Regions from separate parts of the Homo sapiens genome. Here region 2 is linked to region 1. A link is a loop called in an ENCODE intact Hi-C map of the cell type or tissue named here. Cell type or tissue: heart left ventricle. All regions are shown on one strand. Links, peaks and the distances in the headings refer to the core of each region. The heading gives the core; the rest is flanking DNA.

Region 1 (11,897 bases), core at 2,061-10,060:
TAGCTGGGATTACAGGCGCCTGCCACCATACCTGGCTAATTTTTGTATTTTTACTAGAGATGGGGTTTTGCCATTTTTTTTTTAGATGGGATTTCGCTTTTTGTTGCTCAGGCTGGAGTGCAATGGCACGATCTCGGCTCACTGCAACCTCCGCCTCCCAGGTTCAAGGGATTCTCCTGTCTCAGCCTCCCCAGTAGCTGGGATTACAGGTGCCCGCCACCACGTCCGGCTAATTGTTGTATTTTTAGTAGAGATGGGGTTTCACCATGCTGGCCAAGCTGGTCTTGAACTCCTGACCTCAGGTGATCCGCCAGCCTCGGCCTCCCAAAGTGCTGGGATTACAGGTGTGAGCCGCCACCTGGCCTTTTTTTTTTTTTTTTTTTTTCAGTAGAGATGGGGGTTTTGCCATATTGGCCAGGCTGGTCTCGAACTCCTGACCTCAGGTGATCCACTCACCTCGACCTCCCAAAGTGCTGGGATTACAGGCGTGAGCCACTGTGCCCAGCCAAGACTATAAAGAAAAGAAATTTATTGGCCAGGCGCGGTGGCTCATGCCTGTTCCCAGCACTTTGAGAGGCTGAGGCGGGCAGATCATGAGGTCAGGAGATCGAGGCCATCCTGGCTAACATGGTGAAACCCCATCTCTACTAAAAATACAACAGATTAGCCGGGTGTGGTGGCAGCCTCAGCTCCTCAGGAGGCCGAGGCAGGAGAATGGCGTGAACCCGGGAGGCAGAGGTTGCGGTGAGCTGAGATCGCGCCACTGCACTCCAGCCTGGGTGACAGAGCGAGACTATGTCTCAAAAAAAAAAAAAAAAGAAAGAAAGAAAGAAAGAAAGAAAAGAAATTTATTTCTTACACCTCCTGAGGCTGGGAAGGTTAAGAGCATGGCGCCAGCACCTTGGAGATGGTCATCTCATGGGAGAATGGCAGAAGATGGAAGCAAGTGCAGAAGACAGAAGAAATCAGCTAAACTCGCTTTGAGAACAAACCCAGTCTCGAGATAACTAACCCACTCCCATGATAAGAGCATTAATCCATTCATGAAGGCAGAGTCATCATGACCTAATCACCTCCTAAAGGCTTCATGTCAATTAAATCTCATGAGTTTCAGAGGGGACAAGAATTCAAACCATACCAATACCTAAATATAGATAAAGGCCAGGACACCCTAGGGTGTGCCTGTAGTCCCAGCTATTAGGGAGGCTAAGGCAGAGGGGTGTCTTAAGTCTGGGAATTTGAGACCAGCCTGGGCAACATAGTGAGACTCCATCTCTAAAAAAAAAAAAAAATAATAGACCGGGCACTGTGGCTCACGCTTGTAATCCCAGCACTTTGAGAGGCCGAGGCGGGCGGATCACGAGGTCAGGAGATTGAGATCACGATGAAACCCCATCTCTACTAAAAATACAAAAAATTAGCCAGGCGTGGTGGCGGGTGCCTGTAGTCCCAGCTACTTGGAGAGGCTGAGGCAGGAGAATGGCGTGAACCCGGGAGGCTGAGCTTGCAGCGAGCCAAGATCACGCCACTGCACTCCAGCCTGGGCGACAGAGTCAGACTCTGTCTCAAAAAAAAATAATAATAATAATAAACATAAATATAGATGCACACATCCATATCCATATACATTATGTATATTTATACATGCATAGAAAAGGTCTAGAAGGTACACCCCTAACTTAATAGGGGCTATCTTTTCAGAGGACATGGGATTAGGAAGGGTGAGAGTACAGCGAGGCTTGCAGTATTTCCATGTTGCCGTAGTCTTCCACTGTTGCTGCTGAGCAGCAGCTACGTGTTGTCTCTGTGTTGGTCCTCTGGCTTTCTATTCAGCATGCACTTTGGTATCCTGTGTCTTTGGTATTCTGTCCTCGTTACATACCCAAATGTGGATTTCTTATTTACTCTGCTTGGGATTCATGGGATTTCTTGATTTTGGGGATTTAAGGTGTTCATCAGGTATTCTTTCTTTAAAAAGTTCCTTTCTTGCCAGGTGCGGTGGCTCACGCCTGTAATCCCAGTACTTTGGGAGGCTGAGGCAGGCAGATCATGCAGTCAAGAGATTGAGACCATCCTAGCCAACATAGTGAAACCCCGTCTTTACTAAAAATACAAAAATTAGCTGGGCATGGTGGCGCATGCCTGTAATCCCAGCTACTCGGAAGGCTGAGGCAGGAGAATAGCTTGAATCCGGGAGGAAGAGGTTGAGCTGAGATAGTGCCACTGCACTCCATGGAGCTGGGTGACGGAGTGAGACTCCATCTAAAAAAAAAAAAGAAAGAAAGAAAAAAATGCCTTTCTTGGCCGGGCATGGTAGCTCACACCTGTAATCCCAGCACTTTGGGAGGCTGAGGAAGGCGGATCACCCGAAGTCAGGAGTTCAAGACCAGCCTGGCCAACAAGGTAAAACCCTGTCTCTACTAAAAATACAAAAATTAGCCGGGTTTGGTGGCACGTGCCTGTAATCCCAGCTACTTGGGAGGCTGAGGCAGGAGAATGGCTTGAACCCTGGAGGTGGAGGTTGTAGTGAGCCAAGACCGTGCCACTGCACTCCAGCCTGGGCAATAGAGTGAGACTCCGTCTCAGAAAAACAAAAACAAAAACAAAAATTGCCTTTCTCCTATTCTTTCTTTTCTTTCCTTCTGGGACTCAAATTTGATATAGTTAGATTTTCTCAGGATGTTCTGTCTCTTTCCACCTATTTCATGGTTTCCTAAGTGTCATAAGTATGTATCTCATTCCATTCCAAATAATCTTCTAACACCACATTTCTCCAGCATATTAGCTCTCTCTCCAGTTGGATTTAATAATTCTTTTTTTTTTTTTTTTTTTTTTTGAGATGGAGTTTCACTCCTGTTGCCCAGGCTGGAGTGCAGTGGTGTGATCTTGGCTCACCACAACCTCTGCCTCCCAGGTTCAAGCAATTCTCCTGCCTCAGCCTCCTGAGTAGCTGGGATTACAGGCACGTGCCACCAAACCCGGCTAATTTTTGTATTTTTAGTAGAGACAGGGATTCTCCATGTTGGTCAGGTTGGTCTCAAACTCCCGACCTCAGGTGATCCGCCCGTCTCGGCCTCCCAAAGTGCTAGGATTACAGGTGTGAGCCACCGTGCCTGGCCCAGTTGGATCTAATTCTAAACTGTAGTTTATCCCATCGAGTTTTACATTCCTTTTTTCCATACGGAATCTCACTCTGTCGCCCAAGCTGGAGTGCAGTGGCGCGATCTCAGCTCACTGCAACCTCTGCTTCCCAGGTTCAAGTGATTCTCCTGCCTCAGCCTTCCAAGTAGCTGGGATTACAGGCCCCTGCCACCACGCCTGGCTAGTTTTTGTATTTTTAGTAGAGAAAGGGTTTCGTTGTGTTGGCCAGGCTTTTTTTGTTTTGTTTTGTTTTTTGAGACAAAGTGTTGCTCTTGTCGCCCAGGCTGGAGTGCAATGGCGCAATCTCAGCTCACTGCAACCTGCCCCTCCCAGGTTCAAGCAATTCTCCTACCTCAGCCTCCCGAGTAGCTGGGATTACAGGCGCCTGCCATCACGCCTGGCTAAATTTTTGTATTTTTAGTGGAGACAGGGTTTTGCCATGTTGGCGAGGCTGGTCTCGAACTCCTGACCTCAGGCGATCCGCCCACCTCGGCCTCCTAAAGTGCTAGGATTACAGGCATGAGCCACCACGTCCGGTCTATTTTTATTTTTATTTTTGAGATGGAGTCTTGCTCTGTTGCCTAGGCTGGAGTGCCGTGGTGCGAACTCCGCTCACTGCAACCTCCGCCTCCTGGGTCAAGTGATTCTCCTTCTCAGCCTCCCAAGTAGCTGGGATTATAGGCACCTGCCAGCATGCCCTGCTAAATTTTTGTATTTTTAGTGGTGACAGGGTTTCGCTATGTTGGCCAGGCTGGTGTCGAACTCCTGACCTCAGGTCTCCCAAGTGCTGGGATTATAGGCATGAGCCACCGCACCCGGCCTATTTATTTATTTTTATTTTTATTTTTATTTTCGAGACTGGGTCTCACTCTGTCACCCAGGTTGTAGTACAGTGGCACAATCTCGGCTCTCTGCCACCTCCACCTCCCAGACTCAAGCAATCCTCTCACCTCAGCCTCTGGAGTAACTGGGACTACAGGCACACACCACCACACCTGGCTAATTTTTTGTATTTTTTTGTAGAGACAGGTTTTCGCCATGTTGCCTAGGCTGGTCTTGAACTCCTGAGCTCAAGCGATCCATTCACCTAGGCCTCCCAAAGTGCCGGGATTACAGGTGTGAGCCACTGCACCCAGCCGGACAATTATATTATTTATGTTTACAAGAATGAATCAGAGGGCAGATGCATTGGCTCATTCCTATAATCTCGGCACTTTGGGAGGCTGAGGTGGGAGGATCACTTGAGGCCAGGAGATTGAGACCTGTCTGGGCAACATAGGGAGATCTTTGTCTCTACAAAAAAAATTTTAAAAAAACATTAGCTGGGTGTGATGGTGTGCATCTATAGTCCCAGCTACTCAGAGCGAAACCCTATTCCCCATCCCCAACCCTCCTAAAAAGAATAAGTCTGTGGAAGGCTGGGAGCAGTGGCTCATGCCTGTAATCCCAGCACTTTGGGAGGCTGAGGCAGGCGGATCACCTGAGGTCAGGAGTTTGAGACCAGCCTGGACAACATGGTGAAACCCCTGTCTCTACGAAAAATACAAAAATTAGCCAGGAGTGGTGGCAGGTGCCTATAATCCCAGCTACTCAGGAGGCTGAGGCAGGAGCATCGCTTGAACCTGGGAGGCGGAGGTTGTGGTGAGCCGAGATCCTGCTACTGCACTCCAGCCTGGGCAACAAGAGTGAGACTCTGTCTCCAAAAAAGAAAAAAGAGTTCTGTGGAAAAAGAAAGGCATTCCCTGCAGGTGTCAGCAAAGGTAAGGAGGTCCCAAAGAACAGGAATAGTGAGGAGTCCTTGGGGGAGGATGGGGAGGTTGCCCAAGCTCATCCTTTATACTTGAGACCTCTGGTCCAGAGAAGTGAAGTGTTCTGCTCAGTGTCACACCACTGGTCAGGGGCAGACCGGAATCAGAAAGTAGGCCTTATTTCTTCATCAGAGTCTAGGAAGCCGCCAGGGGAAAGAGGCTGTGCTTTAGAAGGTTAAGGCCTATGATCCACCCTGCGTCACCCAAAGTAAACTAGGAAGGAAGTGTAAATAAACCCCACAAAGATCGGACATTTTTCCATGATGACCACATTGATGCATTTATTAAAAATACAAAATGCTAATAATCCAAACCAGCCCTCTTCCCTTTTTTCCCCTTTGGGAGCCCTTGCACTGTGGTGCATGAAACACATGCTTGAACTAGGCCATTGGGAACTGCGGCTTGGACAAGGAACAGCCACAGCTTTTCCTGTACTCAGAGCAGGCAAAGTGCCATTAAATGCAGCTGGAAGCCAGGGCAGGGGAAGGGGTGGGAAGCTCCTGGAGAGCCCCCAGCTCCTCCCAGTTACTGACTGGCTCTGGAGGAGAGGAGCTAGAAGGCCGAGATACCTGAGGAGACAAACCTGGGGCACCACTGCCACCTGATGTCTTCCTATGGCCATTGCAGTGGTCACAGCCCCAAGCCCCGTGGCAGCCTGGCAGCAGAGTGAAACAAGAGGGCAAAGAAAGCCTATCGGTGGAAGTTTTTATTTACCCTTGACGGTGGGTACTCCCAGACAGTGGGTATGTCTGAAATACTTCATATTGAAGAAAGACATCCATATTGAAAAACTAAACAGAAAACATAAATGGAAAATGAATCAACATATACAAAGTAGCCACAGTATGGAGGTGCGGATTTGACTTTGCCTGCGGAAGAGCTGTCCTGCTCTGGCCAGCACTGGAAGGGACTCTGCCTCCTCTGTTCTGGGAGCGTGCAAGCAGGAACTCTGGACTGGGCTTTGCACAACTTCCAGGAGTCATTGCTTAGAAATCAGAATGACCAAGATCTTAAGGTCTTAGAATCATCTAGGTAATCCACCCCCATCCCAGCTGCCAGGTCACAGTCACACAGAGGCTGAGCACGCCCAATGCCATGCCCAATGCCACCCAGTCTTCCCCTGCTGCTGTTTCTGCCTCGCCTCCCTGTCCTTCCCCTACCCTACCCTAGCGTGGGCAGGCTTTGTGTCCCAAGGTCACCAGTGACATATGTCCCACCACAGGCAGCCGAGCTTAACCCTATCACTGAGACCTCCTTGTGGCTGCTCCCTACCCCTCCCTGCCTGGCTTCCTGGCATCCTGCCTCTAACCTCTCTCTCTGCTTCCCTGTCTTCTACATTGGTAGAACTGCCACTTGGATACGTGTGACAACTTGCTGTCACCAGCCTGGATATTTCTCTGGAGCACTCCTCACATTCAACACTTGACCACTCAGGCATCGGGACAGTCACTGCCCAGATCCCCCCGTCCACATAGGAGCTCAGCATGACAGCCCCTCTTTTTTATTTAATTTACTTATTTCAATTTTTATTTTTATAGAGAAGACGTCTTTCTATGTTGCCCAGGCTGGTCTCAAACTCGTGGCCTCAAGTGATCCACCCACGCTGGCCTCCCAAAGTGCTGGGATTACAGGCATGAGCCACTGCACCCGGCCCAGCCCCCTTTTAAAATGTTTTCTTTTGAAATAATTTAAAGCTTACAGAAAAGTTGCAAGAATAGTACAAAGAATTCCCTTATGCCCTTTGCCAAGAGTCATACATTTTAACGTTTTCAAATTTTGCTGCATTTGCTTTCTTCCCTTTGACTCTGTCTACTTCTCTCTCTTACACACACACACACACACACACTTAACCTGTAATATTTCAGTGTATTATTTCCTTAGAACAAGGATGTTCTCATACATAACTGCAGTATAATTATCAAATTCAGGAAACTTAACACTGAGTTACTAATTTTACCTGGTGGGTCACAGTAGCTCATGCCTGTAATCCCAGCACTTTGGGAGGCCGAGGTGGGTGGATCACGAGGTCAGGAGTTCGAGACCAGCCTGACCAAGATGGTGAAACCCCCATCTCTACTAAAAATTTAAAAATTAGCTGGGTGTGGTGGCGGGTACCTGTAGTCCCAGCTACTCAGGGGGCTGAGGGAGGAGAATGGCTTGAGCACAGGAGGCGGAGGTTGCAGTGAGCCAAGATCGTGCCACTGCAGTCCAGCCTGGCCAACAGAGCGAGTCTGTGTCTCAAAATAATAATAATAATAATAATTTTACCTAATTAAAGTTCATATTTCAATGTAGTCAAATGTTCCAAAAATGTCCTTTATAGTACTCTTTTTCGGTTTGGTCCAGGATCCCATCCAAGATCACACATTTCATTTAGTTGTCATGTCTCTTGAGTCTCCTTTAATCTGGAACGGTTCCTGGGCCTCTCTTTGGTCATGTATGACACTGATATTTATAAAATATGCAGGCCAGTAATTTTATAAATTTCAACTTAGGCTTTTTCAATATTTCCTTTCCTTGTGTATTTCTTTTTTTTTGAGACAGAGTTTCACTCTTGTTGCCCAGGCTGGAGTGCAACGGCGCATTCTCAGTTCACTGCAACCTCCGCCTCCCAGGTTCAAGCAATTCTCCTGCCTCAGCCTCCCAAGTAGCTGGGATTACAGGTATGCACCACCACACCCAGCTAATTTTTTGTATTTAGTAGAGACGGGGTTTCACAATGTTGGTCAGGCTAGTCTTGAACTCCTGACCTCAGGTGATCCACTTGCCTCGGCCTCCCAAAGTGTTGGGATTACAGGCATGAGCCACCGTGCCTGGCCATGTATTTCTTGATTTCTTGCTCTGAGTACCAGTGGTCCAGCCACTCCCTCAGGTCAGGAGCCAAGAGACCATCCTGAATCCATCCCTCTCCCTCACTCCCATCTACCCATCCATCACCAGATCCCAGCACCTAAAGCCCTTCCCTCCCATGCCCCAGCTTCTGCTATGACTATAATTATCATCATTCCTTACCTATCATCCATCCTTTGTCTTGCTCTCAGCAATTACACGGCTTCACACTGCTCCCTTCTTAAACCCTCTACAGGCTGGCTGCTCAAAGGGTAGCAAAAGGATCAGCAGCTTTGAGAGTCTGTTAAAAATGCAGAACCTCAGGCTGCGACCCAGAGCTGTGGAATCAGAATCTGCGTTTTAACAAGTTTCCCACGTGTTTGAGAAGTCCTGCTCTCATAGATCCCTAGGCTTACAGACTCCTCAGAATGGCGTTCAGGGTCCCCCCCCCCCCGCCCACCACAAACCTCTCCTACCTTGTTCACAGGTATGAATGCATGGTATTTCCCCTTTGAACACAATTTCTTTTTCCTGGAACACCCTGTCTCGTGAGACTCCTGCTGAAGGTTAGATTTGAACATCGCCTCCTATGGGGTCCACTGCTTGCTCTGGAGCCCCATGTCCTCTGGACCCCTCTCTATCCTAGCTTCTGTTACATGGAAACGTTACACCTAAGACCTCGTCATTTTTAGTGACTATTTCTCCCACTAGCCAGTGAACGCCTTGAGACAAAGCCTGCATCTTACACACTTCCTTATCCTCAGTGCTCAGCACAAGTCAAACGTTTATTGAATGAGAGAAACAGCTTTTCCTCCATAGAGGCCCTTCCAAGTAGATTTGAAGTGGGTATTGCAAAGGGGCCATATGCAAAGGGGCCATCCAAATGCCAGAGCCACGGTATGTTGGGACAGGGGCAGTCACAGAGAACATCTACTTATCTAATTCTTTTTTTTTTTAATTTTTTTTTTTTTTGAGACAGGGTCTCACTCCTGTCACCCAGGCTGGGGTGCAGTGGAACAATCTTGGCTCACTGCAGCCTTGACTTCCCTGGGCTTGGGTAATCCTCCCACCTCAGCCTCCTGAGTATCTGGGACAATAGGCATGCACCACCATACCTGGCTAATTTTTCGTATTTTTAGTAGTTACAGGGTTTTGGCATGTTGCTCAGGCTGGTCAAGAACTGCTGGGCTCAAACTATCCACCCACCTTAGCCTCCCAAAGTGCAGGCATTACAGCCATGAGCCACTGCACCTGGCCGGAAAATCTAGTTCAAATGCATTTGTTATTTGTGAAGAAAGGCCCCAGAGGGAGAAGTGACTTACTCCAGGTTTCTCTGCTGGAGAGATGTAGCCTGAGTCACTATTGATTCATGCTTTGCCCTTCTTGGAGCCAAGTGCCCTTAAGTGTGATAAGCAGAGAAATAAAAATCAAAGTGAGTCACGGATGAATGAGCACATAATGGAGATTGTTTTGTTTTAGAGATGGGGTCTCACTATATTGCCCAGGCAGGTTTTGAACTCCTGGGCTCAAGCAATCCTCATGCCTTAGCCTCCCAAGTAGCTGGGATTATAGGTGCACAATTTGTAAAGTTTGAAAACATGAGGCCTGGCGCAGTGGCTTACACCTGTAATCCTAGCACTTTGGGAGGCCAAGGCAGGGGGATCACCTGAGGTCAGGAGTTCAAGACCAGCCTGACCAACATGGAGAAACCCCGTCTCTACTAAAAATATAAAATTAGCTGGGTGTGGTGGCACATGCCCGTAATCCCAGCACTTTGGGAGGCCAAGGCAGGGGGATCACCTGAGGTCAGGAGTTCAAGACCAGCCTGACCAACATGGAGAAACCCCGTCTCTACTAAAAATATAAAATTAGCTGGGTGTGGTGGCACATGCCTGTAATCCCAGCTACTCGGGAGGCTGAGGCAGGAGAATCACTTGAACCCAGGAGGCGGAGATTGTGGTGAGCCGAGATTGCACCATTGCACTCTAGCCTGGGCAATAAGAGTGAAACTCCATGTCAAAAAAAAAAAAAAAAAAAGGAAAAAAAATCTGAATCTATCTTCTTGCTTAGGAAATAGTCATACCAGGGAAGGATAAGTGTTACCTTTATGGGGGTTGGGTGCAGCTGAAGAGTTTATGATGAAGTCAGGGTAGGCAAGGGGCTTCAGCTAAGCTGTTCATTCTTAAGCTGGTGTGTGAAATATAAGTGTTGATTTTTTGTACATCTTTGCATACTTTAAATTTTTAAAATCTGAATCAGATCACACCTTGGATGGAATAGTTTTCCCCAAAATTTAAAGTGAGTTAAGTTTTGCCCATGGTTTTGAGTTAACCAACTCTTGACCTTGTGGGTGTCCACACATAAATTTTTCTATAGTAAATGCAAACTTTCTGCATGGCAGGCTTCAAGCTCTAACAAGCAAGTTTCAGAGAGCAGGGGCATTCTAGAAACAGAATCCTGACCTCTCAGTGAAGCATAAAATGAGCAGAGGCTAAGGATGAGGTTGCATCTTAGCATACGGGCTAAAGAGGTCGTTTCATTTTACAGGCAAAAAAAAAAAAAAAATTAAATTCTCAATAATGGGTTGACTTAATTTGCAATTTTAGGAAGGATAGATCAGACAGGAAGCCAGCTGACCTTTGCAGCAATCCAGGGAAATATTACTTGCTCAAAGTAAACTTTAAAAAGCATGGTGGCTCACATCTGTAATCCCAGCACTTTGGGAGGCTGAGGTGGGAGGATTGCTTGAGCCTGGAAGGTCGAAGCTGGAGTAAGCCGAGATCACACCACTGCAACTCCAGCCTGGGCAACAGTGAGACTGTCTCAGAAAAATATATGTATATATAATATAATCAAATATGCCTGAACCCCTGGTTTTCCAACCCATACCTAAAGGACCATGTGTTTTCTATTCTGGGCGTCCCTCTGTGCTTCAGCCCAATATATTTTGTCCCCAGTAGCCCCCAGCATCACATTATGTGTGGGCACTGCAGCCTTGACCTCCTGGCCTCAAGTGATCTGCCTGCCTCGGCCTCCCAAAATGCGGGGATTACAAGCATGAGCCACTGCGGCTGGCCTCAGGCACACTTTTTATGCACCCATTTCATCTTGCAAATCAATCTGAACCACAAGTTTTTGGAGTCAGAGCTTCTTGAGGAAATGTGGCCATCCCAAACACTAATTTTAGTTAATGTGGTCCCAGGACCTTAAAGGGAAATGTAATTCTCCTTAAATCCATCAAGAACTAGGCAGAGAGCATGGGTTCAAGATCTTTTATTTTCAGAGCTTCCAACAGTTGGTTAGTAATGCTAGCTAAGCTGGTATAATCTGAAGGCCATCCCACCTTTCTCTTTAGGCAGTCAACCAACAGAATCTCTTTCTTACAAACAATATCATTAACCAGTTGGAATCTGTCTCAATGCGCGTGTAGGAAGAAGTCCTCTCCCCCACATTTTTCCCAACAAGATTGTTTTATAGCCAAATGTAACTCAAACCCGTAACACAGCAACTAGCCATCTCCAGTATCACTGATTCCCACCCCAAGAAGTTGAGGTAAGAGGGGAGAGACTGTCTCCTGTTTAAGAAAAACCCACCTACACCTCAGTGAAGCCGTGATGGTAAGGAGGCTGGCACCAGAGGGCAGGGATGAGTAGGCACTGAAACAGGTCTCTCTAGAATCAATGAAGTCTGCCCCAGCTCCTTGGATGAGGTGTTCTTTTGAAATTCCCACTTTTATGGAGTTAGATAAGGGGACAACCGGTGATGATTCATCACTCCCTGTCTCTAAAATTAAAACATGATAAACCCAGAAAGTTTTACCTTCAAAATCCACCAAGCTCCCTCCTGAGAAAATTCTATCCAGTCATGTCCATGCCAGCACCCACTCCCTTCTCCTAATGCCCAGGGCTTCCAGCCCCTCTCCTCACCCTTGGGTGGTCCATCCAACACTGATTTGATACTCTTTGACTCATAATATGACCATTTTTTAAAAATTAGAAAATAAAAGCTATCAATATCACAGCAACATAAGGAAGATACTCAGTGGACATGCTCCTCCCCCATCCTGTGGAGCCCACCTACCCCCACCCCCCTTCCCTGGGAAACCTACACTGCAACATT
Region 2 (11,897 bases), core at 1,999-9,998, 630 kb before region 1:
GGCTCATGTTACATGGGAGGCTGAGGCAAGATAATTACTTGAAGCCAGGAGGTGGAGGCTGCAATGAGCCGAGATCACACCACTACACTCCAGACTGTGCGACAGAGCAAGACTCTGTCTTAAAAAAAAAAAAGAAAAGAAAAGGAAGAAAAGAAAAAGAAAAAAAGCGGTAGTCTCTCAAAGAAAGGGGTTATTTATGAGACTACAGCTGCAGCATGTTTAATCCCAGCTACGTGGGAGACCTTGAACCTGGGAGATGGAGGTTGCAGTGAGCTGAGATCGCGCCATTGCACTCCAGCCTGCACATCTATTATCTGTGATGAGAAAATAGCAGGACAGGTTTTCACAGTCTGAACTAATTTTACGTTTCTTACTTTCCTTATTTGAACTTTAGTACCAGAAGGCAAGAGGACAGGGATTTTTGCCTGTCTTCTTTGCTGTTATTTCCTCAGTGCCTAAAAGACTGCCAGGCATTGGGCCGGGCACGGTGGCTCATGCCTGTAATCCTGGCACTTTGGGAAGCTGAGGTGGGCAGATCACTTGAGGTCAGGAGTTTGAGACCAGCCTGGCCAACATGGTGAAACCCTGGCTCTACTAAAAATACAAGAATTAGCTGGGCTTAGTGGCACATGTCTGTAATCCCAGCTACTCGGGAGGCTGAGGCAGGAGAATCATTTGAACCCGGGAGGCAGAGGTTGCAGTGAGCCGAGATCTCGCCATTGCACTCCAGCCTGGGTGATTATTTTCCAAAGTGGTTGTACCATTTTACATTCCCACCAGCAATGTATAAGGGCTCCAGTTCCTTGGCAATAGGTGGTATGGTCAATCTTTTTAATTTTAGCCACCCTGATATTACACTGCTTTTTCTTTTCTTTTCTTTTTCTTTCTTCTTTTTTTTTTTAAGACAGAGTCTTGCCCTATCGCCCAGGCTGGAGTATAGTCTGTGATCTCAGCTCACTGCAACCTCCACCTCCCAGGTTCCAGCAATTCTCCTACCCCAGCCTCCTGAGTAGCTGGGATTACAGACGTCCACCACACATCCAACTAATTTCTGTGTTTTTATTTTTTTGTTTTTTGTTTTTGTTTTTTGGAGACAGAGTCTCACTCTGTGGCCCAGACTGGAGTGCAGTGGCACGATCTCGGCTCACTGCAACCTCCACTGCCTCCTGGGTTCAACCAATTCTCATGCCTCAGCCTCCCGAGTAGCTGGGACTACAGGCACATCCTATGCCCGGCTAATTTTTTGTATTTTAGTAGAGATGGGGTTTCACCGGGTTGCCCAGGCTGGTCTTGAACTCCTGAGCTCAGGCAATCCGCCTGCCTCGGTCTCCCAAAGTGCTGGGATTACAGGCATGAGCCGTTGTGCCTGGCCAATTTTTGTATTTTTAGTAGAGAGAGGATTTCACCATGTTGGCCAGGCTGGTCTCGAATGCCTGATCTCAAGTGATCCACTCACCTCGGCCTCCCAAAGTGCGGGGATTACAGGCGTGAGCCACCGTGCCTGACCACATTGCACTTTTAGTTTGCATTTCTGTAGTAATGAATGATGTTGAGCATTTTTCATTTTTTCATGTGCTTATTTGCCATCCATATGCCTTTGGTGAAGTGTGTCTATTCAAATATTTTGTCCTTTTTTTTTTTTTTTTTAGACGGAGTCTCACTCTGTCGCCAGGCTGGAGTGCAGTGGTGCAATCTTGGCTCACTGCAACCTCCGCCTGCTGGGTTCAAGTGATTCTCCTGCCTCAGCCTCCCGAGTAGCTGGGACTACAGGCGTGTGCCACCATGCCCAGCTAATTTTTGTATTTTTAATAGAGATGGGGTTTCACCATGTTGGCCAGGATGGTCTCGATCTCCTCACCTTGTGATCCACCTGGCTTGGCCTCCCAAAGTGCTGAGATTACAGGCATGAGCCATTGCGCCCGGCCAAAATACAATTGATTTCTGTATGTTGATCTTATCCTGCAACTTTGCTAAACTTGCTTATTCATTCTAGTAGCTTTTTGAAGATTTCCCTTGGATTTTCTGTATAGATGATTATGTCATCCATGAATAGACAGTTTTCTTCTTCCTTTCTAATCTAGATGCCTTTGATTTCCTTTTCTTGCTTGAGTGCAGTGGCTAGAAATGGTGAGAGCAGACATCTTTTATTTCTGATCTTAGGGCAAAGCTTTCAGTCTTTCACCATTAAATATATGTTAGCTGTGGGTTTTTCATGGATGCCCTTTATCAGGTTGAAAATGTTCCCTTTTTTGATACTCCTTTTTCTGGCCTTGGTAGTTTCCTTGTATGCTGAATGCTTGGTGACCCTCTGCAAGTCTCCAGGTTCTCTCTCTGTGCAACACTGTCATCTCTGGTGCTCTGTCCTATGAACTCCAGCTGCCTTGGTTTCCCCAGACTCTTAGCTCTGTCTTTTCTTTTCTTTTCTTTTTTTTTTTTTTTTTTTTTTGAGACAGAGTCTCGTCCTGTCACCCAGGCTGGAGTGCAGTGGCGCAATTTTGGCTCACTGCAAGCTCCGCTTCCTGGGTTCATGCCATTGTCCTGCCTCAGCCTCCCGAGTAGCTGGGACTACAGGTGCCCCCCACTATGCCCGGCTAATTTTTTGCATTTTTAGTAGAGACGGCGTTTCAACGCGTTAACCAGGATGGTCTCGATCTCCTGACCTCGTGATCCGCCCGCCTCGGCCTCCCAAAGTGCTGAGATTACAGGTGTGAGCCACCGCGTCTGGCCTTAGCTCTGTCTTTTCAACTCAAGGAGTATTCCAGGGCCAGGCGTGGTAGCTCACACCTGTAATCCCAGCACTCTGGGAGGCCGAGGCGGGTGGATCACAAGGTCAGGAGATCAAGACCCTTCTGGCTAACACGGTGAAACCCTGTCTCTACTAAAAATACAAAAAAATTAGCTGGGCATAGTGGCGGGCGCCTGTAGTCCCAGCTACTCGGGAGGCTGAGGCAGGAGAATGGCGTGAACCCGGGAGGTGGAGCTTGCAGTGAGCCGAGATCGCGCCACTGCACTCTAGCCTGGGCAACAGAGCGAGACTCCGCCTCAAAAAAAAAAAAAAAAAAGACGAAAAATACAGCATGCGGGCATGGTGGTGCACACCTGTAGTCCCAGCTACTTGGGAGGCTGAGGTGGGAGGATTACATGAGCCTGGGAGGCTGAGGCTACAGTGAGCTGTGATTGCACCACTGCACTCCAGCCTGGGCAACAAAGCGAGACTCAGTCTCAAAAAAAAAAAAAAAAAAAAAAAAAAAAAGGAGTATTCTAGGCTCCACCTTAGTTTCTCCTTACTGTCTGGAAATTCTTTCAAGGTAGTGTGAACGTAGACGATCCTAGGTTCATCACATTATTTTCCCATCTCTCATGGATTATGTCCTTTGCTGGGAATGGAAGTCTGTGGATTATCTTTTTGTCGTTGTTCTATTTTGCTTTGATTATCTTTTGAGATCCAAAGTTAAGAACATATTCCTTTACTGTTTGAGCTTATTGAGTTTTTAAAAAAAGGTCTTTCTTACCCCAAATATCATAAAGATATTCTCTTATATTTTCTTGAAAAGTTATAAAGTATTTCTTTTCACATTTAAGTCTTTAATCTACCTGCAATTGATTTTTGTGTTTGGTGTGAAGGAATACAGATCAATTTTAGAATAGCATGTTGCATTTAACTTTGCTGGTAAGTTGATTGGTATTATGTTTTATCTTTTTTTTTCCTTTTTTTTCTTCCATTTCTTTCTTCTTATTACTTTTTGGTTCTAGTCTAATCCATATATATTGAATCTTAGATATAGTTGAGGATAATCAATATATTTTTAATATACAATATTGATTCTTCCTATATTTATTCATTCTTGTTTTGATAGTGATGAATTAGTTCTACTTATTTTCCCATTAGAAAGATGCCCTCATTGGCCAGGCGCGGTGGCTCACGCCTGTAATCCCAGCAGGTTGGGAGGCCAAGGCGGGTGACTCACTTGAGGCCAGGAGTTCAAGACCAGCCTGGGCAACATGGTGAAACCTTGTATCTACTAAAAATACAAAAATCAGCCAGGCAGGCTGGGCGCGGTGGCTCACGCCTGTAATCCCAGCACTTTGGGAGGCCGAGGCGGGCAGATCACGAGGTCAGGAGATCGAGACCATCCTGGCTAACACGGTGAAACCCCATCTTTACTAAAAATACAAAAAATTAGCCGGGCACGGTGGTTGGCGCCTGTAGTCCCAGCTACTCCGGAGGCTGAGGCAGGAGAATGGCGTGAACCCAGGAGGTGGAGCTTGCAGTGAGCCGAGATCGCACCACTGCACTCCTGCCTGGGCAAAAGAGCGAGACTCCGTCTCAAAAAAAAAAAAAAAATCAGCCAGGCATGGTGGTGCATGCCTGTAGTCTCAGCTACTCAGGTGGCTGAGGTGGGAGGATGGCTTGAGCCCAGGAGACAGGGGCTTGCAGTGAGCCAAGATTGTACCATTATGCTCCAGCCTGGGCAACAGAGCAAGACTGCCTAAAAACAAAACAAAACAAAAAACGATGCCCTCATGAACATACTAAACCATGTCTCTTGGTGAACATATGCAAGAGTTTCTCTAGTATCTGGAGTGGAATTGTTGGGTTATAGGCAGCGTTGAATTTATCATAAAGCTAATAAAGCTAATCTACTGTTCATAATGTTGTATTCTTTTTGTCAAAGAGAACTCCCCTCCAATTGTATAAGCTTCAGGTCCTGGAATACTTGGATTTGCCCCCATTGTTGCTTATGCACATGTTGAACAGCATAGTGCAACTATGGAAAATTCAAACAGCTTCTCTGCAGGAAAGAATAGTGTTCAAAGGACTGGAGGAACAAAAGGGTGAAGGGGATTTTACATAGCAATTAGGAAGCTCCTACCTCCCCTGGCCTTGAGTGCTCTCCTCTGTATTGAAGTGGGCTGGAAGCTTGTAAACTAAATCTTCCAGACTGCTTTTCCAGCTGGTTTCTAATGCAGCTCTGTCAGGGAGACACTGGAAGGAGACTGGAAGGCAGGAAGAAGGAATTTTTCTGTTCATGATCACTCCCCTGGCAGGGTCAGCATCAGTAGTGGGTGACTGGGCTGCAGCAGGCAGCGACGGTCTCAGCAGAGGCAGCAGGGGTGAGCACAGGTGCCTGGGTTCCAGCAGCCACGAGGGCAGCCACACTTCCGATGGCTCTGCAGTTCCCATAGCTCCTTCTGTCCACAGTCCCCATCACGCCCTCAGTTCGCCATATATTCAGCTTCTTTTGGATCTACAGGCCTTCATCATCTGCATTTTCTTTCCATTAGCTCCATTTCCTTCCATCCCTAGCAGGAATCTATGAACTATCCTTGAACTCAGAGTTCTCTTGCAGGCACCCTCAACATCTTCATCTTGTTGGCCTCCTGGGAATGGCACCTGCTCTGCAGCTCCCCGTCCTGGATGCATCCTGTAGCCCCACTTCTCTTCCAGGTGCTGGTGACCCTCACTTCTAGAAAACAGCACGGGCCCTGCCAGCCCCAGTCCCCGCGCTGCTGCATGGACACTATGGCTCCCTGTGCCTCCCTGTCTCTCAGTTGATGACTTGCTGCCTCATCAATAGGTTGTTGTCTGACACCTCTATCATCTGTGACAAGAGGTTGTGTTTTTGTTTTGTTTTTTAATAATAGAGATAAGGGCCAGGTGTGGTGGCTCACACCTGTAATCCCAGCACTTGAGGAGGCTGAAGCAGGCGGATCACTTGAGGTCAGGAGTTCGAAACCAGCCTGGCCAACATGGTGAAACCCCGTCTCTACTAAAAATACAAAAATCAGCCAGGTGTGGTGGTGTGCGCCTGTAGTCCCAGCTACTCAAGAGGCTAAGACACGAGAATTGCTTGAACCTGGGGATTGAAGGTTGCAGTGAGCCAAAATCACGCCACTGCACTCCAGCCTGGGCAACAGAGCAAGACTTCATCTCAAAAAAAAAAAATAATAATAATAATAATAGTGATGGAGTTTTGCCATATTGCCCAGGCTGGTCTCGAACTCCTGGGCTCAAGCGATCCTCCCATCTCAGCCTCCCAAAGTGCTGAGATTACAGGTGTGAGCCACCACGCCCAGTCTAGAGAGTTTTCATACCACAAAGTTGAAGGTGAACCTGTAGAACCCATAAACTGTTGACAAAAGAAAAAAGCGGGAAGCAGCCTTGGGTTATCTCCAGCACACCCACCAGAGGGCAGCAGACACTGGCTAAAGCTCTTAGTCATAAGTCCTGAGTGCTGGAAACAGTTGCAATGGCCAGCACGTGGGCAGAGCTCACCGCAGACAGTCCTCAGAGGTCGGAATCTGCCGTGCATCTGGCAATCTCTCTGCTGCCCCTGCCCCAGCCTGCCCTTAGCTCATCTCTCTGGAGCCCAGTGGTAGTCTTCATGGGCTCTCCTGCTTCAGGCTGTCCTGACTTAAGGAATGTCCCCACTGCCCTCATCCCTTCACAGCTCCTCTGCAGATCAGAGTGCAAGCCAGAGTCCTACAGTGGCCTCACAGCCCTGGCTGCTTGGAATCCTTACCCGTTCCCCACTCACTGTGGCACCACCAGGCTCCGCGCTGTTATTCCAGGCCTCAGAGACGGGCACACTCAGGGGCCATGTGCTTCTGTTCCCTTTGTTTATGAGCTATTCCCCCAGGTGTCTGCAGAGCACGCTTCCTTGAACTCCTTCAGGCCTTCCCTGAGCACACCCTTGTAAGTACACACAGACGGCACCACCACATCCCTTTCAGCAGGACCCAGGGGAAGAGCAGTCACCAGACACCCTCCAGCTCTCTGTTCCTGCAGGGCCCAGCACGGCTGCATACAGCCTCACCTGAGGTCACACCCTTCCTAAGGCAGCCTTCATCTGGTGACTGAGCAAAGCAGGGGCTATAAAGAACTGGCCATTTCCATCTCATGTGAGACTCTGTCCGACTGTCTAACTTCTCCAAGACTTTGTTGGGTGCCCATCACTGTTCAAGTTCTCCTGCCCCATCCTGCTTCCGCCTCCTTCCTTCCACAGGTGTTGGCCTCATATTCCATCTCAGTAAATGCCTCTGAAGAGCCCACACCTGTAATTCTAGCACTTTGGGAGGTCGAGGCAGGAGGATCACTTGAGGCAAGGAGTTTGAGACCAGCCTGGGCAACATAGTGAGACACTATCTCTACAAAAAATTAAATTAGCTGAGCATGGTGGTGCACACCTGTGGTCCCAGATACTCAGGAGGCTGAGATTGGTGGATCACTTGAGACTAGGAAGTTGAGGCTGCCATGAGCCATGACTGCACCACTGCACTCCAGCTTGGGCAGCAGGACAAGAACCTGTCTCAAAATGAATAAATAAAAAGAAAGTTGTTCCAGTCACCTGTCTGGCATGTGTACAGCTCTGGGAGACACTCTGCTGGCTTTTCCCAGACGCCAGCCAGCTCCTCCACTTTGACAACTCTTGCCTGCCCAGGCCTCTCCTACTTCTGCCTCACTCCCAGCTGGGGTTTCCTTCCTCATAAAGGACCTCCACTCAGCTCAGCCTTTGGGGAAGCAAGGCTAAATACACTCTTTTGTCATCTTTTGTGACCCTCTTGCAAGCACATCTTTCTCCAGCTATACCATAGGTCCTTGTCTCATTCCTCACATTTTTTGGCACCTACTGTATCAGAGGTATTCTTCTAGATGCTAGGGATACATGACCTCAGGTTATCTGCCTGCCTCAGCCTCCCAAAGTGCTGGGATTACAGGAGTGAGCCACGGCACCTGGCCGCCAGTGCATGTTTTAGACCAGCCACTGAAGCCACAGCACTGGCTGCCTCAGAAGGGGTGGGGCAGGAGGCTGGGAGGGGCTAAACCAGGACTTGCAGTGGGGACGGGGAGAGGAGAAATGTTAAAAAAACTATCCAGGGCCAGGTGTGGTGGCTCATGCCTGTAATCCCAGCACTTCTGGAGGCCAAGGTGAGAGGATCACTTTAGCCCAGGAGTTCAAGGTTGAAGTGAGCTATGATCATGCCACTCCACTCCAGCCTGGGCAACAGAGAAAAACCCTGTCTCAAAAATAGAAACACAGGCTGGGCACAGTGGCTCACACCTGTAATCCCAGCACTTTGGGAGGCCAAGGTGGGCGGATCACCTGAGGTCAGTAATTTGAGACCAGCCTGGCCAACATGGTGAAACCCTGTCTCTACTAAAAATACAAAAATTAGCCAGGCATGGAGGCTGTAGTCCCAGCTGCTTGGGAGGCTGAGGCATGAGAATTGCTTGAACCTGGGAGGTGGAGGTTGCAGTGAGCCAAGATCACGCCACTGTACTCCAGCCTGGGCGACAGAGTGAGACTCAGTCTCAAAAAAATTAAATAATAATAATAATAATAAAGCCTCTGGAAATGGTCCTAAGTGCATTCAGAAAATGAGTAAATATTTATTCAAGTAAATCTACTAAAACTTGGTAGGACTAATCAAAGCTATGATATTTAAACCAACATGCATTCCTTCTTTCTCCTTCCCAGTTCAGTGAGATGGAAAGTCCACTCCAGACTGGTTCAGCCAAGAACAAAGGATTCCCTCTCCAACTAGCTCCCAGTTGGAGAACTGTCTTCCCAAGAGGGATAGAATGCCGGCATTTTCCACCCGGCTCCCAGCTACCGGTTGCGGAGGCTAAGCCCTATATGAGTATGGCCAAGATGGTAGCTCTGTTAGTGCACCTAGGCCTCAGGCAGGGAATAGAGACACTACATTGTGTGTGGTGCCACTGAAAATACCGGGGCCCTGATTGTCTTAATTCTGGCTCATAAGGCAGAGGCAAGCCAAGAAGACTACTTCCCTACTCTCCACAGAGTGACAATCTCTTACAGCAGGTGTGTCACTCAGCAAGAGATGGGCCATTGTCCCTGACCCCAGCTCCAGAGCTGTGGCTCAGAGATTTTTGCCTGGGTAAAGGGGAAGGCCGGGAGCTTCAGATTTTTTCCCAAACAAATTGACTTTGTTTGCAAGAATGTGGAGAAGTTCAAGCCTAATGGTGCTCTCAGAAACAATGGAGGTTCTGATTTTAAAAACAAATGCCATTAAGAGGAATTGAGAAAATAAATCAGAGATAGAAGCAAAACCATAAGTTGGCTAGTTTACTAGACAGGACCAAGGAAAGATACAGTTAAGAGCCATTCTGGAGTCACAAGTCTCAATCATTGACCTAAAGAGATATCCCTTCAGGCCAGGCACGGTGGCTCACACCTGTAGTCCCAGCACTTTGGGATGCAGAGGCGGGAGAATCACTGGAAGCCAGGAGTTCAAGACCAGCCTGGCCAACATGGCGAAACTCCATCTCTACTAAAAATATAAAAATTAGCCAGGTGTGGTGGCACACGTCTGTAATCTCAGCTACTTGGGTGGCTGAGGCAGGAGAATCACTTGAACCCAGGAGGCAGAGGTTGCAGTGAGCTGAGATCACACTACTGCACTCCAGCCTGGGGGACAGAGCGGGACTGCCTCAAAAAAAAAAAAAAAAAAGAAAAAGAAAAAAGAAAGAAAAAGAAAAAAAAAGAGAGAGAGAGAGATTCCTTCAAAAAAGCCCAGATTCAATTGGATTCCTCTGTAGAGCAATTTGTACCCCAAGGAATTGTTGAAAACAGTAGAGCAATCAGACAGCAATTAGCGGAGTGTAACAGCTGTATGTGGTCAGGGAATGAGATCAAGTCCTGCCAGAATCACTGCCATCCCAGGGTGACTGTGGGCATACCCAAGGCTGTGCCCTCTGGGGAGCAACATAAGAGGCTGCACACTATGGGTGGTGATCGGGATTGGGGTGGGGGCCGATGAGTGTAGACTTCACTAAATAATCCACTAGTCACCAAACAAATAAACAAAAACCAATAACAAGCCATGGAACAGAGAAACCAGTGCCCGAAGTTTTACAATATATCACCTAAAATGTCCAGTTTCCAATAACAAATTACATAGAAGACATGCAAAGAAACAGGAAGGTCTGACCCAAACCCCAGGGGAAAAAACAGGCAATAGAAACTACCTGTGAGAAAGCTCAGATGTCAGATTTAATGGAAAGACTTTAAAGCAATCATTATGAATATTTTCAAATAACTAGAGAAAACCATGATTAAAGAAGTAAAGGGGCTGGGCACTGTAGCTCACACCTGTAATCCCAGCACTCTGGAAGGCTGAGGTGGGAGGATCGCTTGAGCCCAGGAGTTCGAGACCAGCTTGGGCAACATAGTGAGACCCCGTCTCTACAAATAATTTAATAATCTAGTTGGGTGTGGTGGCATGTGCCCCTGGTCCCAGCTAGTTGGGAGGCTGAGGTGGGAAGATCACTTAAGCCTGGGCAGTCAAGGCTGCAGTGAGCTGAGATTGAGCCACTGCACTCCAGCCTGGATGATGATAGAGCAAGATCCCACCTCAAAAAAAAAAAAGAAGTAAAGGAAGGTGTGATGAAAATGTCCCATCAAATAGAGAATATCAGTTAATAGACACTGGGCATGGCGGCTCACGCCTGTAATCCCAGCACTTTGGGAGGCCAAGGTGGGTGGATCACTTGAGGTCAGGAGTTAGAGACCAGCCTGGCCAACATGGTGAAACCCCGTCTCTACTAAAAATACAAAAATTAGCCGGGCGAGGTGGCGCATGCCTGTAATCCCAGCTATGTGGGAGGCTGTGGCAGGAGAATCGCTTGAACCCAAAAGGTGGAGGTTGCAGTGAGCCGGCACACCACTGCACTCCAGCCTGGGTGACAGAGAGACACTTCATCTCAAAAAAAAAAAAAGATAGATAGAAATTATTATTATTTAAAATTTTTTTAGAAACAGCCTCTGTTCCCCAGGCTGGAGTACAGTGGAGTGATCACAGCTCATTGCAGCCTCGACTTCCTGCGCTCAGGCGATCCTCTCACCTCAGCCACCACACCCAGCTATTTTTTTTTTTTTTAGACAGAGTCTTGCTCTGTTGCCCAGACTGGAGTGCAGTAGCATGATCTCAGCTCACTGCAACTTCCGCCTCCTGGGTTCAATCGATTCTCTTGCCTCGGCCTCCTGAATAGCTGGGATTACAGGCGCCCATCACCACGCCCAGCTAATTTTTGTATTTTTAGTAGAGACGGGGTTTCCCCATGTTGGCCAGGCTGGTCTCAAACTCCTGACCTCAGGTGATCCTCCTGCCTTGGCCTCCCAAAGTGCTGGGATTACAGGCATAAGCTACTGTGCCCAGCCTTTTTTGTAATTTTTTGTTTTTGTTTTGTTTTTTTTGAGACGGAGTCTCACTCTTGTCGCCCAGGGTGGAGTGCAGTGGCACCATCTTGGCTCACTGCAAACTCTGCCTCCCAGGTTCATGCCATTCTCCTGCCTCAGCCTCCTGAGTACCTGGGACTACAGGCGCCCACCACCATGCCCAGCTAATTTTTTGTATTTTTAGTAGAGACAGGGTTTCACCGTGTTAGCCAGGATGGTCTGGATCTCCTGACCTCGTGACCTGCCCACCTCAGCCTCCCAAAATGCTGGCATTATAGGCGTGAGCCACTGCGCCTGGCCCTTTTTTGTACATTTATAGAGACAGGGTCTCGATTTGTCCAGGCTGGTCTTTATCTCCTGAACTCAAGCAATCCTCCTGCCTTGGCCTCCCAAACTGCTGGGATTACAGGCTTGGGCCACTGTGCCCAGCTCAGAAATTATTTTTAAAAAAACAATCAAATGGGCCAGGCGCAGTGGCTCATGCCTGTAATCCCAGCACTTTGGGAGGCCGAGGTGGGTGGACAATTTGAGGTCAGGAGTTAAAGGCCAGCCTGGCCAACATGGCGAAACTTCGTCTCTACTAAAAATACAAAAATTAGCCAGGTGTGGTGGCACATGCCTGTAATCCCAGCTACCTGGGAGGCTGAGGCCCAAGAATCCACTTGAGCCTGGGAGGCAGAGGTTGTAGTGAGC

What was found. Peaks named below come from ENCODE experiments on the same cell type or tissue, not always from the same donor. Only the 100,000 strongest peaks of a DNase experiment are listed, where the experiment ranks them.
Region 2: a loop joins it to region 1, with 2.7 times the contacts of the local background. A loop is called at or near these places in 19 of 110 quality-filtered maps.

Annotation. Positions count from the first base shown.
Region 1 is chr3:48,146,143-48,158,039 of GRCh38, forward strand. CDC25A (cell division cycle 25A) reads right to left here. Exons shown (of 15, transcript NM_001789.3): 15 at 11,004-11,897. Among named protein-coding and RNA genes, the nearest start is that of CDC25A, 36 kb to the right of the region's middle. RefSeq lists a silencer at 2,189-2,378. In heart left ventricle, for the core only: a CTCF peak has its summit at 5,558 (motif pointing left); DNase peaks (open chromatin) are centred at 5,449 and 6,067; H3K27ac peaks cover 1,560 bases.
Region 2 is chr3:47,516,088-47,527,984 of GRCh38, forward strand. No RefSeq gene overlaps it. Among named protein-coding and RNA genes, the nearest start is that of ELP6, 8.3 kb to the left of the region's middle. RefSeq lists an enhancer at 6,349-6,538. In heart left ventricle, for the core only: a CTCF peak has its summit at 6,184 (motif pointing right); a DNase peak (open chromatin) is centred at 6,214.